Linked DNA regions of Homo sapiens: regions 1 and 3 are each linked to region 2. Evidence: read pairs that join two places in POLR2A ChIA-PET (ENCODE). Cell type or tissue: K562. All regions are shown on one strand.

What was found. ChIA-PET counts read pairs that join two places held together with the same protein. Peaks named below come from ENCODE experiments on the same cell type or tissue, not always from the same donor. Only the 100,000 strongest peaks of a DNase experiment are listed, where the experiment ranks them.
Region 1: POLR2A ChIA-PET joins it to region 2 with 6 read pairs; 6 of 35 experiments call an interaction of 5 or more read pairs at or near these places.
Region 3: POLR2A ChIA-PET joins it to region 2 with 5 read pairs; 8 of 35 experiments call an interaction of 5 or more read pairs at or near these places.

Annotation. Positions count from the first base shown.
Region 1 is chr22:20,039,772-20,042,271 of GRCh38, forward strand. All of the region lies in intron 2 of TANGO2 (transport and golgi organization 2 homolog), which reads left to right. Among named protein-coding and RNA genes, the nearest start is that of MIR185, 7.9 kb to the left of the region's middle. In K562, no CTCF peak of the experiment used is centred here; no DNase peak of the experiment used is centred here.
Region 2 is chr22:19,986,113-19,988,612 of GRCh38, forward strand. The region is part of intron 3 of ARVCF (ARVCF delta catenin family member); the gene reads right to left. Among named protein-coding and RNA genes, the nearest start is that of MIR4761, 24 kb to the left of the region's middle. RefSeq lists an enhancer at 1-430 and a silencer at 789-1,228. In K562, a CTCF peak has its summit at 946; DNase peaks (open chromatin) are centred at 442 and 1,149; H3K4me3 peaks cover 970 bases.
Region 3 is chr22:20,063,725-20,066,224 of GRCh38, forward strand. It overlaps TANGO2 (transport and golgi organization 2 homolog), which reads left to right. Exons shown (of 9, transcript NM_152906.7): 9 at 818-2,500. The coding sequence ends at 938. Among named protein-coding and RNA genes, the nearest start is that of DGCR8, 15 kb to the right of the region's middle. RefSeq lists an enhancer at 2,384-2,500. In K562, no CTCF peak of the experiment used is centred here; no DNase peak of the experiment used is centred here.

The DNA of each region.
Region 1 (2,500 bases), 54 kb after region 2:
TGGATCTCAGGCCAGAGTACCTCCTATCTGTCACCAAACTGTCCCCCAGACAGTGCACACACTCACCCCCCGGCAGAACACACTCACCCCCCGAGATGATGCACATACCCCCCGGACAGTACACGCACTCACCCTGCCTAGCAGCGTGGGTGTCAGGTGGTGATGGATAATTAGTGGTTTCAGTTATTGGAACAAAATAAAGCCGAGGTGACTTGCCATCCTCAGGGACCTCACCGTGGTGGGTGCATCCCTGTCTCTCTGGACGTGGGGCGCAGATAGGCTTCTACCCATGTGCAGCCCCACCAGTGATGACTGAGAGAGCTACTTCCTCCTCCCTTTGGGGCTTGATCTGGGTGCTCAGCATGCTGGCTTGTCCCTGAATTATGTATTCAATGAAATCCCTGGCAAACCACCAGCAATTCAGCTAAACATGACTGCTGGAACAAAAATAACCTGGCAATTAATGTTCCTGAGTTATTAGGCAAACATATATAATTGCTCCTTGTTTAAAAACAGACAGCTGAACATCTTAGGACAAAAGTCCATGCTCAGTCAGCTTTTCTTCCTACTTTTCTCCCCTTTATTTTCCCTTTGTAAGAGCATTATGTCAGAATCAGCACCCGAAGCCAACAGCCCCAGCCTGGTTTGGGGCTGGACTGGGATGAGGTGTCCCTGGCTCCCCCGACCCCTGTTCACCTGCAGGGCTGTGGGACGTGGAAGCAGAGGAGGAAGGTATTTAAGAGAGAATGCTGAGCAGAACCACATGGAGCTTGACCCCACCCATAGGGTGGAGGAGCTGTCATCCCAGACCCTGGCACATCCCCACCATAGCACTCAGGGACTGCGGTGTTCCCCCTTCTCCTGCCCGCTGGCCAGGACACAACCAATGGGCACCTACAGGACTGGCCCATCCAGGTCTGGGGCAAGTGCACTGCCTTCTACTAGCACTGTCCAGCCCAGGGAAGGTGGGCTCTCCTGCCATCCCTGCTGCAGAGGTTGGGGGGCACTTCTGCCCAGAAGGGACATGGAGACTTGGGCTGGGTCTGGGTTGAAACATGGCAGTTAGAGGTACAAAGGCTGAGGCTCATCAGGGACAGAGACCACCTCCCCCTACCCCAGGCAGCACATCCCTGAGACCTGGTGCAGCCCTGGGGCCAGCTGGGTGTCAGACCAGGCTGAATGGGGCACCCTGGAGGTGGTAAGGCTTCCATAGCAGACCCCAAGGGCTCTAGGGCATGGCACAGTCCCTGGCAATGACCAAAAGCATTTCCCCAGTTCTGCTGGCAAGAAGCTTCAGGGGCAGGCACTGAGTGGGGGGCACACATGTGCACACAGGTGTGAATGCCTCCAAGGGCATGAATGGTGGGTGCTAGCACCATGTACTTTTTTGTTTGAAATGGAGTTTCGTTCTGTCGCCCAGGCTAGAGTGCAGTGGCACGATCTCAGCTCCCTGCAACCTCCGCCTCCCGGGTTCAAGCAATTCTCTGCCTCAACCTCTCGAGCAGCTGGGATTACAGGCGCCCGCCACCACACCCGGCTAATTTTTTTTTTTTTTTTTTGAGACGGAGTCTTGCTCTGTCACTCAGGCTGGAGTACAGTAGCATGATCTCGGCTCACTGCAAACTCTGCCTCCCGGGTTCACACCATTGTCCTGCCTCAGCCTCCCGAGTAGCTGGGACTACAGGCGCCCGCCACCACACCTGGCTAATTTTTTGTATTTTTAGTAGAGACGGGGTTTTACCGTGTTAGCCAGGATGGTCTCGATCTCTTGACCTCGTGATCCTCCCACCTTGGCCTCTCAAAGTGCTGGGATTACAGGCGTGAGCCACCGGGCCCGGCCTAATTTTTGTATTTTTAATAGAGATGGGGTTTCACCATCTTGGCCAGGCTGGTCTTGAACTCCTGACCTCATGATCCACCCACCTCGGCCTCGCAAAATGCTGGGATTACAGGCATGAGCCACCGTACCCAGCTGTGAGCACCACTTTCACTCCCAATTTTATGAATGTCTGTTATTTCACATTTAATCAGGAGCAAATGTTGTTTTATGAAATTGATGTGCAATGATCAATATGGAAATTATTTTTAAACACTTGTCGGGCTCTCACCACTGCAACTTGGTTTCAGACTCAGATTGTGATGGCAGGACAGCTGAGCTCTGCTCCTTGGAGCTGCCTCTCCGGCACAAGTGCTCAGGGGGTCTTCAGCCATCACTTTTTTTTTTTTTTTAGAGACAGGGCTTCTCTGTTCCCCAGGTTGGAGTGCAATGGTGCAGTCACAGTTCACTGCAGCCTCAAACTCCTGGGCTCAAATGATCCTGCTGCCTCAGCCTCCCCAGTAGTTGGGAATACAGGCATGCACCACCACACCTGACTAATTTTTGTATTTTTTTTTTGTAGATATGGGGTCTTACTTTCTTGCCCAAGCTGGTCTCAAAACTCCTAGCCTCAAGTGATCCTCCCACTTTGGCCTCCCAAACTGCTGGGATTACAGGTGTCAT
Region 2 (2,500 bases):
GAGCAAACTTGGGGTGGGAGAGCAGGGCTGACTGTCATCCACCTCAGCTTCCCCAAGCTCAGCTTGGGGTCATCAGACACACTGTGACCATGGATTTCCCAAAAACTGGTCCCTCCACCTCTGAGGGCCAGACCCTGGGGGCCACACCAGGGCCGTAGGACAGGCAGGGGCCTAGTTGCCCAGGTAGCAGGTGTGTGGGAGACCTGCCTCCCACCACAGAGGGTCTTGGCTGGTCTCTCCTCTGCTCAGTTTCCCTGCCTGTTACTGAACCCAGCACTGCTCTGAGCAGAGGACAAACTGCCTATGCCTCCCCCCACCTCAATGCTGAGAGGGGGAGGATCCCGTTTTCCTTAGAGATCTCCTCCAGCATCCATTAGTGGGCAGGGCCTGTCTCTATCCCTCCCATCACGTGCGCCTCGGAGGCAGAGAAGACTTCCATTAAAGCTCCGGAAGCTCCTTTGCAGGTCCCGGGAGTCAGAGCCGGCGTAGGGGGTGTGGAGGGGAGAGGAGGAACCCTCTCAGGGAGCAGAAGGCCTACCCGGGCTTCCCTCTTCAGACTTCAGCCTCCTTCCTGCACAGACAGAAGCCGCTCAGGAAGGCCCTGGCTCTCCACCCGTGTCCCCAGGCACCTGTCCTGGGCGCTGGCCAAGAAGCGTCCATCCGGTCCGGGCCGGTGCCAAGAGGAGGGTCAAACTGCCAGGGGTCCCGACCCCCCCAGGCCCCGCGGATGGGCTCCAGAGACCCTGCGGCCCGCCCTGCATACCCGGGGGCACCGCGCTCACACCGCCACCCGCCCGGCCCTGGCCCCAGCCTGACGCAGCCCAGCCAGGGGCGCAAGACAATAGCTGCCTCGGGCCAGCGGCTCCGCGGAACAAAAGCGGGTCCTCCCGGGCAGGCCGACGCCCCGCCCTCTGCCTCCGACCCCGGGCCAGGGTCCCCCCAAGCCAACTTCCCTCCAACCTGTCTGAGTTCGGCCGGCATCGGGCCGGGACTCGGGGGGCGCTGGCCAGCAGCGGGGGAGGCGGTGGCTGGACCAGGCTCGGCTCCGGCGCCTCGGCCGCTCGGGCTCAGGCTCGGCGGACTCGCTCCCCGCGGGGGCGGATCTGGCGGCGGTCACGGCGAGCAGCCAATCGGGCGGGGCCGCGCCCAGGTGGGGCGTGGCGGGGGCCGGGGTGGGCGTGGCGGGCGGGGGGCGGGCAATGTGAGGTCCCGCCCCCCAGAGACAGGGGGCGGGGCCCTGCAGCCCCGGGTCGCCCCCTGTCCCCCCACTTCCCACCACCTCCCCCCACCCACTGCCGGCCTGGACTTCTGCTCCCTCCCCCTCCCTGCGGCAGGGGTGTCACTTTCCCGCCGAAAGACTTTGGCCAAGTCCTTCCCAGGCCTCGGTTTGGCCTCGGTTTATGACCACACTTCAGTCCGCCTGCAAAGGGGGAAACAGTTCCGGCAGGGCAGGTGCCCGTGCTGCGATGCACAGAGCACAAGGCCTCCCTCACTGGCACAAACCTGGCTGCGACTCAGTTTCACCTGCCATGAAATGGGGGCCGATGAGACAGTAGTCACGGCTCTGTGAGATCTCTCCAGTCTCCCAGATCCCCCCTCACCCTCCTGCCCAGCCGCCACTCTGAATGGGCCTGCGAAGAACTGTCCCCACAGAGTTCGATGGGGACCTGGAAAAGGGCCCTGCAGGGGACCCCCACTTTGTATCTTGGGTTCTCCCCATCGAGGCACAGAAGCCCCGAATGCACCCCCACTGCTCCCCCAGGCCAGCCTCAATGTGGGCCACACCCTAGGGAATCTAGTTCTGCTGCAGTGAAAAATGGGAGGGGAAGGGCCAGGCTGGAGCCACCTTCTTATGTCAAACCCCACAAAGGCCAAGCCAATGGCTCCAGCATCACGAACAGGGAAACAGGTTCTGAGATTAAATGAGCTGAGACCAACCCAGGGAGACTCAGTGGGTCTGGCAAGAGAAAGGGCTCGGGCCCAGGCCTCCCACTGGCTTCTCCGCAGACCCCTCAGAAAACAGCCTCCGCAGGGACCACTCCCTGCTGCCCTGAGCGCCATATACAGAGGCCACTCGGCTAGCATGCTCAAGATTCTAGGTACCCACCATGTGCCCCTCTGAGCCTCAGTTCCCCCACCTGCAGAGGGGTGAGCTACCCTACCACTGGCTGGACCCCTGTATCTTGCATCTAGGGCCAACCTGCCTGGAACCCCTGGAGCAGAGCGCAGAAGACCAGACACTGCGCCAAAAACGCGCCCGCATCTTATCTTTAAGCTGGCTCCATCTTCTCAACTGCACCAGCAGCTAGTGCCCCAGCCACCTATCCACCTAAGACGAGCCCAAGGCAAGTTCCCTGATGGCACCCCTCCCCACTGGGTGGGCGTCAGCCCTGTTTCAGCTGGCTGTCTAGAGGAGGGGCCCCTTCCTGCTGGAAGATGAAGGGCAGGTAGCCAGGACCCTGGAGCAGCCCAGTGAGTGCAGCAGCACTCCCCCTAGCCT
Region 3 (2,500 bases), 78 kb after region 2:
CGGCACCATGGCACTAGGCCTGCAGGCTGTACCCTTGGGTGGTGGCTGCTGGCCAGCCTTTCCTGCCTGGGGCTGGCTGGCCCATTGGCAGGTGCAGGGTGTCATTTCCTTCAGCCCCTCCTCTGTCATAGGCTCATCTTCCTGTGTGTGAGGGGAAGGCAAGTGCCAACTCCACTCCCTGGCAGGCCGCATAGCCGCTGGGTCCCACCCCACGGGGTGCACTGCGTATGTGTCTGCCCTGGGAACCAGCCTGTGCTGGGGCTGTTGGGGGATCCAGGGCCACCCTCCGTCTGCAAAGCCCACGGCAGAGAGGGTTGGAGGAGAGGAGAGTGTGCTGAATGTTTGCTTCAGGTGGGCTGGCATGGCCTGGGCAGTGGAAGAGAGGGCACAGGAGGGAAGCCTTCCAGACAGAGGAGGCCTGGGCCCCAAGTGGTCAACAGCTTGACCTCTTGGAAGAACCAAGCATGGCTGTGTCTGGGAACCTGGGCCTCCAAAGGGGAAGTGTGTGGTCAGCCCGCAGGCTGCCCTATGCCTTGGCTCATGCTACACGGGGAGAGCAGGGCAGGGTGGGGTGGTTCCCAGTGAAGGTGGCAGGACTCAGCAAGTGTGGGCCTGTGGAGCCAGCCAAGAGCTCACACGCCACTGATGGCCCCTCATCATCCCCAAGACTGAGGCTGCTGCTCTCTGTGACTTGGCACAGCCTCCAGGCATGGGGTTCCTAACTCTACCTGCCTGCATTCTTGCCCTATTTGTGGCTGTGACAGGCAGGGCAGGGCTGAGGGACACCAGGTGAACGAGGGCCCCTGCTCTCTTTCAGAACCAACACTATCATCCTGGTAGATGCGGACGGCCACGTGACCTTCACTGAGCGTAGCATGATGGACAAGGACCTCTCCCACTGGGAGACCAGAACCTATGAGTTCACACTGCAGAGCTAACCCCACCTCTGGGCCTGGCCAGTGGGCTCCTGGGGGGCCCTGCCTTGAGGGGCACTGTGGACAGGAAACCTTCCTTTGCCATACTGCATTGCACTGCCCGTGGCTTGGCCAGCATCCCCCGGATCAGGGCCCTGTGGTTTGCGTGTTACCCATCTGTGTCCCCATGCCCAGTTCAGGGTCTGCCTTTATGCCAGTGAGGAGCAGCAGAGTCTGATACTAGGTCTAGGACCGGCCGAGGTATACCATGAACATGTGGATACACCTGAGCCCACTCTTGCACATGTACACAGGCACTCACATGGCACACACATACACTCCTGCGTGTGCACAAGCACACACATGCAAGCCATATACATGGACACCGACACAGGCACATGTACGTGCACAGGTGTGCTACACATGTGCACACATGCACAGTTGCACAGACACACACACACAGGTGCACACACACGATGCCGAACAAGGCAGAAGGGCGACTCTCACCTCTCATGTGCTTCTGGCCAGTAGGTCTTTGTTCTGGTCCAACGACAGGAGTAGGCTTGTATTTAAAAGCGGCCCCTCCTCTCCTGTGGCCACAGAACACAGGCGTGCTTGGACTCTTGACAAGCAGACCTGCTCCTGCAGAGGAGACAGCCACATTTGGAATTGGGCACCGAGAAGACCTGAGAAAAACCCACTCTCTCTTTTTTTTTTTTTTGAGACGGAGTCTTGCTCTGTCACCCAGGCTGGAGTGCAGTGGCACGATCTCGGCTCACTGCAACCTCCGCCTCCCAAGTTCAAGCAATTCTCCTGCCCCAGCCTCCTGATTAGCTGGGATTACAGGCGTGTGCCACCATGCCCAGCTAATTTTTGTGTTTTTAGTAGAGACGGGGTTTCACCATGTTGGTCAGGCTGGTCTTGAACTCCTGACGTGGTGATCCACCTGCCTCGGCCTCCCAAAGTGCTGGGATTACAGGCGTGAGCCACCACGCCTGGCCGAAAAACCCACTCTCATAACAGAAGTGCAGACTCATTGCTAGATTCAGTGCCCTTGAGTGTGCCAGAGGTCCTCTGTGTTTGAGACAATCCTGTGTGTGCCAGGAGGCTCCGTGTGCACCAGGGGCTCTCAGAATCCCGCTTACCCAGCTGGAGACCATGCCTCTGGCAGCCCCATCTCAGCCAGCCCTGCTCTCTCCCTCTTCCCTCCAGGTGAGGCAAACTTCATAGGAATCTGTACCTGAATGTGAGCTCCTGATAATAAAACTCTGAGGCTTTGGTGAGCGCATTTCGAGGCCTTTCCCTTGTATGCAGGGTGCCAGTGGGAGCTGCTATGTCTCCTGTGCAGCCAGACACCCTGGACGAGGCCCTTCCCACCTCCCCCTTTCCTCACGGCTTCTTCAGCACCACATGTGGATGCCTGTGGGTCAGTCCATCTGTCCATGGGCAGGGGCCGCTGTGAGAGACCCCATGCGCGTGGGATGTGGTAGATGCTGATTATGGGGCCAGCCACCCATACAGGTCTATCAGGTCGCAATGGAGGCCCCACTGGAGCGGGAGGCAGGCTGGCCTGGACTTCTGTTGGA